2 separate regions of the Homo sapiens genome follow, and region 1 is linked to region 2. The links are chromatin loops, found by intact Hi-C in ENCODE. Cell type or tissue: pancreas. All regions are shown on one strand.

Region 1 (4,000 bases), 140 kb after region 2:
GGGAGCCAGGGAATTAATGTTACTATCCTATATAGCAGCTGGGTCAGGTGCAATAGAGAGCGGTAGAGAGTGCGGTGAACAGAAAAGTGGATTCCCATCTAAAGGGCAGCCACAAGTCCAGGAGGGGCCAGAGGCAGGGCCCTTCCAGTGCACATGGGCTCAAGTCAGTTTCAGACCATTGCAGCCTGGTGGAAATGTTGGTCCAGTGTTGCCAGATTTGACTTTGCAAAAGAAGCCAGAAACCTGTATTTTTAAAATAAATTGGCTGGCAATTGGTAGGGAAAAAAAAAAAGCTTAATAAAAATCCATATCTGAGGCTGAGCATAGTGGCTCATGCCAGAGTTTTGGGAGGCTGAGGCGGGAGGATCATTTGAGCCCCGGAGTTTGAGACCTGCCTGGGCCACATAATGAGACCCTGTCTCTAAAAAGAATAAAAAAAGTAGCTGGACATGGTGGCGTATGCATGCAGTTCCAGCTACTCAGGAGGCTGAGTTGGGAGGATTGCTTTAGCCAGGAGTTCGAGGCTGCAGTGAGCTATGATCACACTGTTGCACTCAGCCTGGGCAACAGAACAAGACCCTGTCTCAAAAAAAAAAAAAAAAAAAGAAAGAAAGAAAAAAACAAAAAACAAAAAACCCAAACCCTGCTGGGCGTGGTGGCTCACTCCTGTAATCCCAGCACTTTGGGAGGCCGAGGTGGGCATATCAGCTGAGGTCAGGAGTTCAAGACCAAGCTGGCCAATATGGTGAAACCCCATCTCTACTAAAAATACAAAAATTAGCTGGGCGTGGTGGCACACGCCTATAGTCCCAGCTACTTGGGAGGCTGAGACAGCAGAATCACTTGAACCCAGGAGGCGGAGGTTGCAGTGAGCTGAGATTGCACCATTGTGCTCCAGCCTGGGTGACAAGAGCGAAAATCTGTCTCAAACAAACAGACAAACAAACAACCCAAACCCATATCTGGGTCAGTTTCAGCCCAGGAGTCAACATTTGTGGGTTCTGATCTGCTAGGACTGCCCCAGGTACTGGGACCGCCCATCCCCACTGAAGAGGAAGAAGAGTATCTTTTGAGATGAATGGTCCCCCGGCCTGACCCAGCCGGGTGGTGCCCACTTTACCTGCATTGTGTTCATCCATGGAGAAGGCCTTGTTCTCCATATAGGCCCGCGGCAGCTGCACGTCCTCCTCGAAGGCCGTCTCCCGCATCCTGGGCTGCGACGTGTCGAAGTAGTTGGGCGTGTTCTCCTGCAGGGCTGGCAGAAGGGTGCAGTGGATCTCAGGGATGGCGTGGAAGATGACGAAGACCCAGCCGCTGGCCGCCAGCGTGATGGCCAAGGTGGGGTCGTTCCAGGCATCCCCCTGCTGCAGCTTGACATTGCCGAAGAGGTACATGGTCATCCAGGCCACCCAGATGAGCACAGAGAGGAAGGCTGTGATGAGGAGGAAGGCCCCGTTCAGCTTCCACCTCTTGAACTTGCCGCACAGAGTGAAGAGGGCCAGCCCCAGGGTGACCACAAGCAGTACCATGTCGTAGATGAGGGCCATCACAAAGTCCATGGGCTCGTAGGCGCAGGCTGGCCTTGTGTCACGCAGCACGGTGAGCACCAGCCACTCCACAGCGATGATGACTTGCACCAGCATCAGGCACAGCGCCAGGCCCACCAGCTGCCAGCCCGCGGGGCCCGTGCCATGCCGCACCAGCCTCCGCACGCGCCATGCCTGGCTCAGCAGGCAGGAGAAGCAGAGCGCAAAGAGGACGCCCCAGAGGAAGCGGCGGACAGAGCAGATGGTCTCGTCCTCCTGGATGATGAAGGCAAACGTCAGCCCAAAGAGGCCCAGGGTCCCCAGGAGGAACAGAAAGTGGAGGCCCACAGGGCTCTTCTTCTCCTTCTCCTTGATGAAGGGCAGCCGCACCAGGAGGATGAGCATCAGGAGCAGTGTGATCAGGGCGCCCGCCCCGGCCACCGCCTCCACCACAATGCCCCAGATGGCGTCCAGGTCGCACAGGGACACGTACTGAGGGAGGAGGTCCAGCCCACAGCCTCGGGATGTGCTGGCGTTTTCAGAGGCCACCGAGGTGATCACGAAGAGCAGGAGGAAGGTGAGCACCTGGTGAGCTCTCATCTTTCTCTCTGATGCCACGAACATTCTAGAAAAGCCAAGAGGGGAATGGTTGGGGGGAAGGAAAGATGAATTCATTGGAAGACTCCCCCTCTCCTGACTTCTTGAAGAAGACTCGCCTCATTTCAAACCTGCAAGCGCACACGGCACCTTTGCACACATAGGAAAACGTGCTCCTTTCCTCAGGCACGGAGGTTTTGGGACCCATCTGTACCCTTGGCTGGGTGCAGTGAAGAACCGTGAATCATCATCACTGGTGGCTGAAGGACAGGGTAGGAGGGAGGCCAACTTCTCTGTATACCCTTTTGTATTCTTTGAATTGGATACTCTGTGCCACATCTGACCTCTTGAAAAATAAGAGGAAGGCTGGGCGTGGTGGCTCATGCTTGTAATCCCAGCAGTTTGGGAGGCAGAGGCGGGCGGATCACGAGGTCAGGAGTTCAAGACCAGCCTGGCCAACACAGTAAAACACCGTCTCTACTAAAAAATACAAAAATTAGCTGGGCATGGTGGCGGGCGCCTGTAATCCCAGCTACTTGGGAGGCTGAGGCAGCAGAATTGCTTGAACCTGGGAGGCGAAGGTTGCAGTGAGCTGAGCTCGTGCCACTAAACTCCAGCTTGGGCGACAGAGCTAGACTCCGTCTCCAAAAAAAAAAAAAAAAACCAAAGAAAGAAAAATAAGGGGAAAAAAATGAAACTTTAAAGACACAGCCACAGGCCAAGTGCTGCACTGGGAGAATGAGTGGCACACATTACCTGGTCTCAGCCTCTCGAGGCTAACAGCTAACAGCCAGGAATTGGACACATCCAGTCCTCACAATGCCCTGTGAGACAGCTCCTATTAGGACCTCCATCTTACAGGTGACAATACAGAGTCTCCAGGAGGTGACAACCTTTGCACAAGGTCACACAACTCAACTCCTGGGTGCGACCTCACTCCGCGGGCTCCCAGCATTTCTTTCCTTTTTTGTTTTTATTTGAGACGGAGTCTGTCTGTCGCCCAGGCTGGAGTGCAGTGGCGCAATCGGAGGCTCACTACAGCCTCTGATTCCCCAGGTTCAAACGATTCTCCTGCCTCAGCCTCCTGAGTAGCTGGGATTACAGGCGTGCGCCACCACGCCTGGCTAAATTTTTTTGTATTTCTAGTAGAGACTAGGTTTCACCATGTTGGCCAGGCTGGTCTCGAACTCCTGACCTCAGGTGATCCACCCGCCTCGGCCTCCCAAAGTGCTGGAATCCCAGCATTTCAAATGTAGTAAACACAAAAGCAGCTGTCTTCCTTGGTTCCAGGCTGCGTCTCTCCCTCACCTCCCACGCTCGCTCTCTAGAACATCTCTGGAGGATTCCCCAGAGTGCCTCTCTCCCTGGGAAACCTGCAGAATTCTCCCTGCTGCCCTCTCTCTTGCCCATATACGAGCTGGAGTCCACACAGCAGCCTCAGCGATGGGCCTAACCCAAGTCTCCTCTTGCCCCTCTGCTCCCTCTGCCTGGCCACTCCTCCTCCCAGTGCTGAGCTCAGCTCTGATGCCATCAACTCAGACTTGGCCAAGGTCACACCCCAGTCCTCTCCACCACAGCCTCTGGTCTAATCACGTCTGTCATTTTTTGGCTGTTTACTTTGTTTCTGCCTTCCCTTCCTCCTGTCCTCCCATCCTCACTTCCTCCATTGCAAGACGTGGCAGGGCAGGGACATGGTCTCTCTTGTTCACCGGCAGACAAGGCTCCTTCAGTCTTGGCACGACTGACATTTGGGCTGGGTTGTTCTCTGTCATGGGGGACTGTGCGTTGCAGGATGCTTAGCAGCATCGCTGGGTTCTACCCACTGGATACCGGTAGCACGTCCCCTCCTCCAACTGTGACAACCCAAAATGTCTCTA
Region 2 (4,000 bases):
AGTGCCTGTCAACTTGAGTGTTGAGTCCCTTTGGGATCTGATGGGTGGATGGACATCTGTCCTCTGGGGCAGCTTCCTCCTGTGACTGTTACTTCCACTCTTGCTTCTTTTATTTATTTATTTTTTTTTTTGAGATGGAGTTTCACTCTTGCTGCCCAGGCTAGAGTGCAATGGTGTGATCTCAGCTCACTGTAGCCGCCACCTCCTGAGTTCAAGCAATTATCCTGCCTCAGCCTTCCAAGTAGCTGGGATTACAGGCGCCCGCCACCACGCCTGGCTACTTTTTTGTATTTTTAGTAGAAACGGGATTTCACCATGTTGGCCAGGCTGGCTTTGAACTCCTGACCTCAGATGATCCATCTGCTTTGGCTTCCCGAAGTGCTGGGATTACAGGCGTGAGTTTCTTGCTTCTTGAGTGAGGCTTCATCCCTGGTGTTTTGGATATGTTTACAAACGTCTCATCCACAGCTGGTCCTTCTTTTCTCTATCAGGGGTTTCTGCCTTGTCGTTTATAGGTGTCTCAGGAGGGAAGGGAGACAAAGATCTGTGCTCAGCGTACCCCCTTGAACCTTAAAGTCTGATGCAGAATTTTATTCCTTCATAAGGTTATACCAGAAAATGCAATTATTTAAGCTGTTTAAATGAATTGCCTCCCCTCCCCTGTCTGCCTCCAGGTTGCGCCAGTAGAGGAAATGCTTTTTCATGGCTTCAGTGCAGAGCACTATTTTCCGGTTTCCCATTTCACCATGATCTCACGTACACCCTGTCCTCAAGATAAATCGGAAACAATCAACCCAAAAACATGTGAGTAAGAGAGATGCCATCTTTTATAATTTGGGGCTTTTAACATTGCAGAACCACAGGGTGGGTATGGAGGCGGACAGATGGACCTCAGGGAGACCACATACATAAGAAAGAATGTGTTCTTGTTTTATTTTTAAGAGACATGTCCTTTATTTCACTGATTTATCTTTAAGGTTAAAAATGTAATAAAGATAATAAGTAACAAAAAGCATACTTTGATTTTACATTAAATAAAAAGTAGGAAAAGAGAACAGTAAACACATGTAGCCGGCTGTGATGGCTCATGCCTGTAATATCAGCACTTTGAGAGACCAAGGCAGGAGGATTGCTTGAGCCCAGGGAGACCCCATCTCTACATCTCTACAAAAAATTTAAAAAAAAAATTATCACTGGATGCAGTGGCTCATGCCTATAATCCCAGCACTTTGGGAGGCTGAGGCAGGAGGATCACTTGAGGTCAGGAATTCGATACCAGCCTGGCCAACATGGTGAAACCCTGTCTCTACTAAAAATACAAAAATTAGCTGGGCATGGTGGCAGGAGAATCTCTTGAACCTGGGAGGCGGAGGTTGCAGTGAGCTAAGATCGTGCCACTGCACTCCAGCCTGGGCAACAGACTAAGACTCCATCACAAAAAAAAAAAAAAAAAAAATTATCCAGGCATGGTGGTGCACACTGATAACCCTAGCTACTTGGGAGGCTGAGGCAGGAGAATCGCTTGCACTCGGGAAGCGGAGGTTGCAGTGAGCTGAGATCGCACCACTGCGTTCCAGCCTGGGTGACAGAGCGAGAAAAAAAAAAAAATTAGCTGGGTGTGGTGGCAGGTACTTGCAGTCTCAGCTATTTGGGAGGCTAAGGTGGGAAGATTGCTTGAGCCTGAGAGGTCCAGGATGCAGTGAGCTATGATTGTGCCACTGCACTCCAGCCTGGGCGACAGAGTGAGACTCTGTCTCAAAAAAAAAAAAAAAAAGTAAAAAGTAGAAGAAAACATCATCATGCTTCCCTGCTTTGTGTGTGGAAGCAGGGGTGTATACTGCAGATCTGAGTCGTAGTTCCTTGGGCCCTCCCTGGTACCAGACCCTCTCCTACTGGTTTGTTCTGTGCCTTCTGCATGCCTTGGGCCTTGGCTAACGACTGCCTTTATTACTGTGACCCTAAGCCCTTACCCATTATACTCTGACTCCCAATTCCTCTCTGCTCCCATTTCCTACCACACTCCCCTTGTTTTTGTCCCTCCGGCCACACTGGGCCCCTTGCTATTCCTGCTTTGGGGCCATAACAAGCTGGTGGACCTGGCCTTATGTAGGATACTTCCTACATCTTCACCAGACTATAGAGGCTCAGAGGGACATTTTAAGTTACTTTAGTTATACAGCCCAGCTCTGTAGTCTGGAGCAAAATATAACATCTAAGATCATGTGATTGAATGGACAGTACCTTTTTCTGGCTCAAAAGTAAACATTTCTCCCAGATTGGCTCGGGCCACTGGGGATTTGCAGGGGGAATTTTTGTTTGTTTGTTTTAGGTTCTCCCAAAGAATATTTGGAAACTTTCATCTTTCCTGTTCTGCTTCCCGGAATGGCTAGCCTGCTTCACCAAGCGAAGAAAGAAAAATGTTTTGAGGTCAGTTGTTTGGCAGGATTTCTTTATTTTGAGATTCTCAATCATTCATTATTATCAGATGATAGCTCATTATCTTGGTACCATCAGGTTGTTCTCCAGATGACCCCTTCGGGAGGGAAAGCCTGTGTTTGGGGTCACTTACCCAGTTCCAGCCACACCATCTAGTTGTGCACATACATGCGCTGCCATCTGTCTGGCCACTTGGACTCCGGAGAGCTTTTCCGCCTTGCTTGGCCTCCTGCCTGCCCTTCTCCTGTGCAGTTTGGCATCCACCAGGTTTCTTGGGTCTTCAGCTTCTGTTTATTACATGCACTGATTAAAGCTCTCCTTGGCCGGGCACGGTGGCCCATGCCTATAATCCCAGCACTTTGGGAAGCTGAGGTGGGAGGATCACTTGATGCCAGGAGCTCAAGACCACTGGGCAACATAGTGAGACCCCCATCTCTAAAAAAAATTTTTTTTTAAATTAGCTAGGTGTGGTGGCGCATACCTGTAGCCTCAGCTACTCAAGAGGCTGAGGCAGGAAGGCCCCTTGAGGCCCAAAGTTTGAGGTTGCAGTGATCCATGATCACGTCACTGCACTCCAGCCTGGGCAATAGCAAGACCCTCAACTCAAAAAAAAAATCCCACAGAACTCTGCTTACTTCTTACTTGGCTCTAGATTGATTGTTCCCCCTGGCATCTCTCTACTCCATGCCAACTGTCATGAATGTAAACTGCTCGCAGAGAGTCTTGGAACACAGTAAGTGCTCAGTAAATAACATTAACATCACACTGCAGAGAATCAGCTTCTCTGCAGGGAAGTTTTAGTTTAGTATCTTTTTTCTTTTTGAGACAGGGTCTTGCTCTGTTTTCAGGCTGGGGTGCAGTGGCGTAATCATGGCACACTGCAGCCTCAACCTCCAGGGCTCAGTTGATCCTCCCACCTCAGCTTCCTGAGCAGCTGGGACTACGGGTATGCACCACCACGCCTGACTGATTGATTGATTGATTGATTGATTGTAGATACTGGGCAAAAACTCAGTGAACTCGGTAGAAACCGAGTTCCGATGCTGGCCTACACCCACGCGGATACCCTTAGAGGCTCCCTCTTTTCCGTAGTTCACGGGATACTTTGGGTGTATGTGTTCCCTGCACAGTTTTGAATTCTAGAATTTTGGATGATCCAGATGAAGAGAGTAAAATTACAACATTTATTATTGACCAGGCACTCGCTCTGTGCCAGGCACTTTGCTGAGTGCTGCATCTTCCATTATTGCAGTTGCTCTCCCCAGCCATGTGAGCTTCCTTCTATTATTATTATCTGCACTCTGCAGAGGAGAAAATGGAGGGACACAGAGGCCTGAAATGTGATCAAGGGTGAATGGCAGAGTTAGGACTCAAATCCAGATTAAATGATTCAAAATGATACTAAAGGCCGGGCACAGTGGCTCATGCCCATAATCCCAGCACTTTGGGAGGCCAAGGCAGAAGGATTGTCTGAGCCCAGGAGTTCGAGACCAGCCTGGGCAACAAAGTGAGACCCGGTATTTACAAAAAAAAAAAAAAAAAGAAAAAGAAAATTAGCCAGGCA

What was found. Hi-C counts contacts between places; a loop is a spot of excess contacts. Peaks named below come from ENCODE experiments on the same cell type or tissue, not always from the same donor. Only the 100,000 strongest peaks of a DNase experiment are listed, where the experiment ranks them.
Region 1: it touches region 2 in a loop (2.1-fold over the local background); 7 of 110 quality-filtered maps call a loop at or near these places.

What each region holds. Positions count from the first base shown.
Region 1 is chr16:19,870,696-19,874,695 of GRCh38, forward strand. GPRC5B (G protein-coupled receptor class C group 5 member B) reads right to left here. Exons shown (of 4, transcript NM_016235.3): 2 at 1,121-2,151. The coding sequence starts at 2,150. Among named protein-coding and RNA genes, the nearest start is that of GPRC5B, 12 kb to the right of the region's middle. RefSeq lists an enhancer at 1,487-1,987. In pancreas, no CTCF peak of the experiment used is centred here; a DNase peak (open chromatin) is centred at 1,644.
Region 2 is chr16:19,733,024-19,737,023 of GRCh38, forward strand. It overlaps IQCK (IQ motif containing K), which reads left to right. Exons shown (of 9, transcript NM_153208.3): 3 at 675-804; 4 at 2,330-2,427. Among named protein-coding and RNA genes, the nearest start is that of IQCK, 17 kb to the left of the region's middle. In pancreas, no CTCF peak of the experiment used is centred here; no DNase peak of the experiment used is centred here.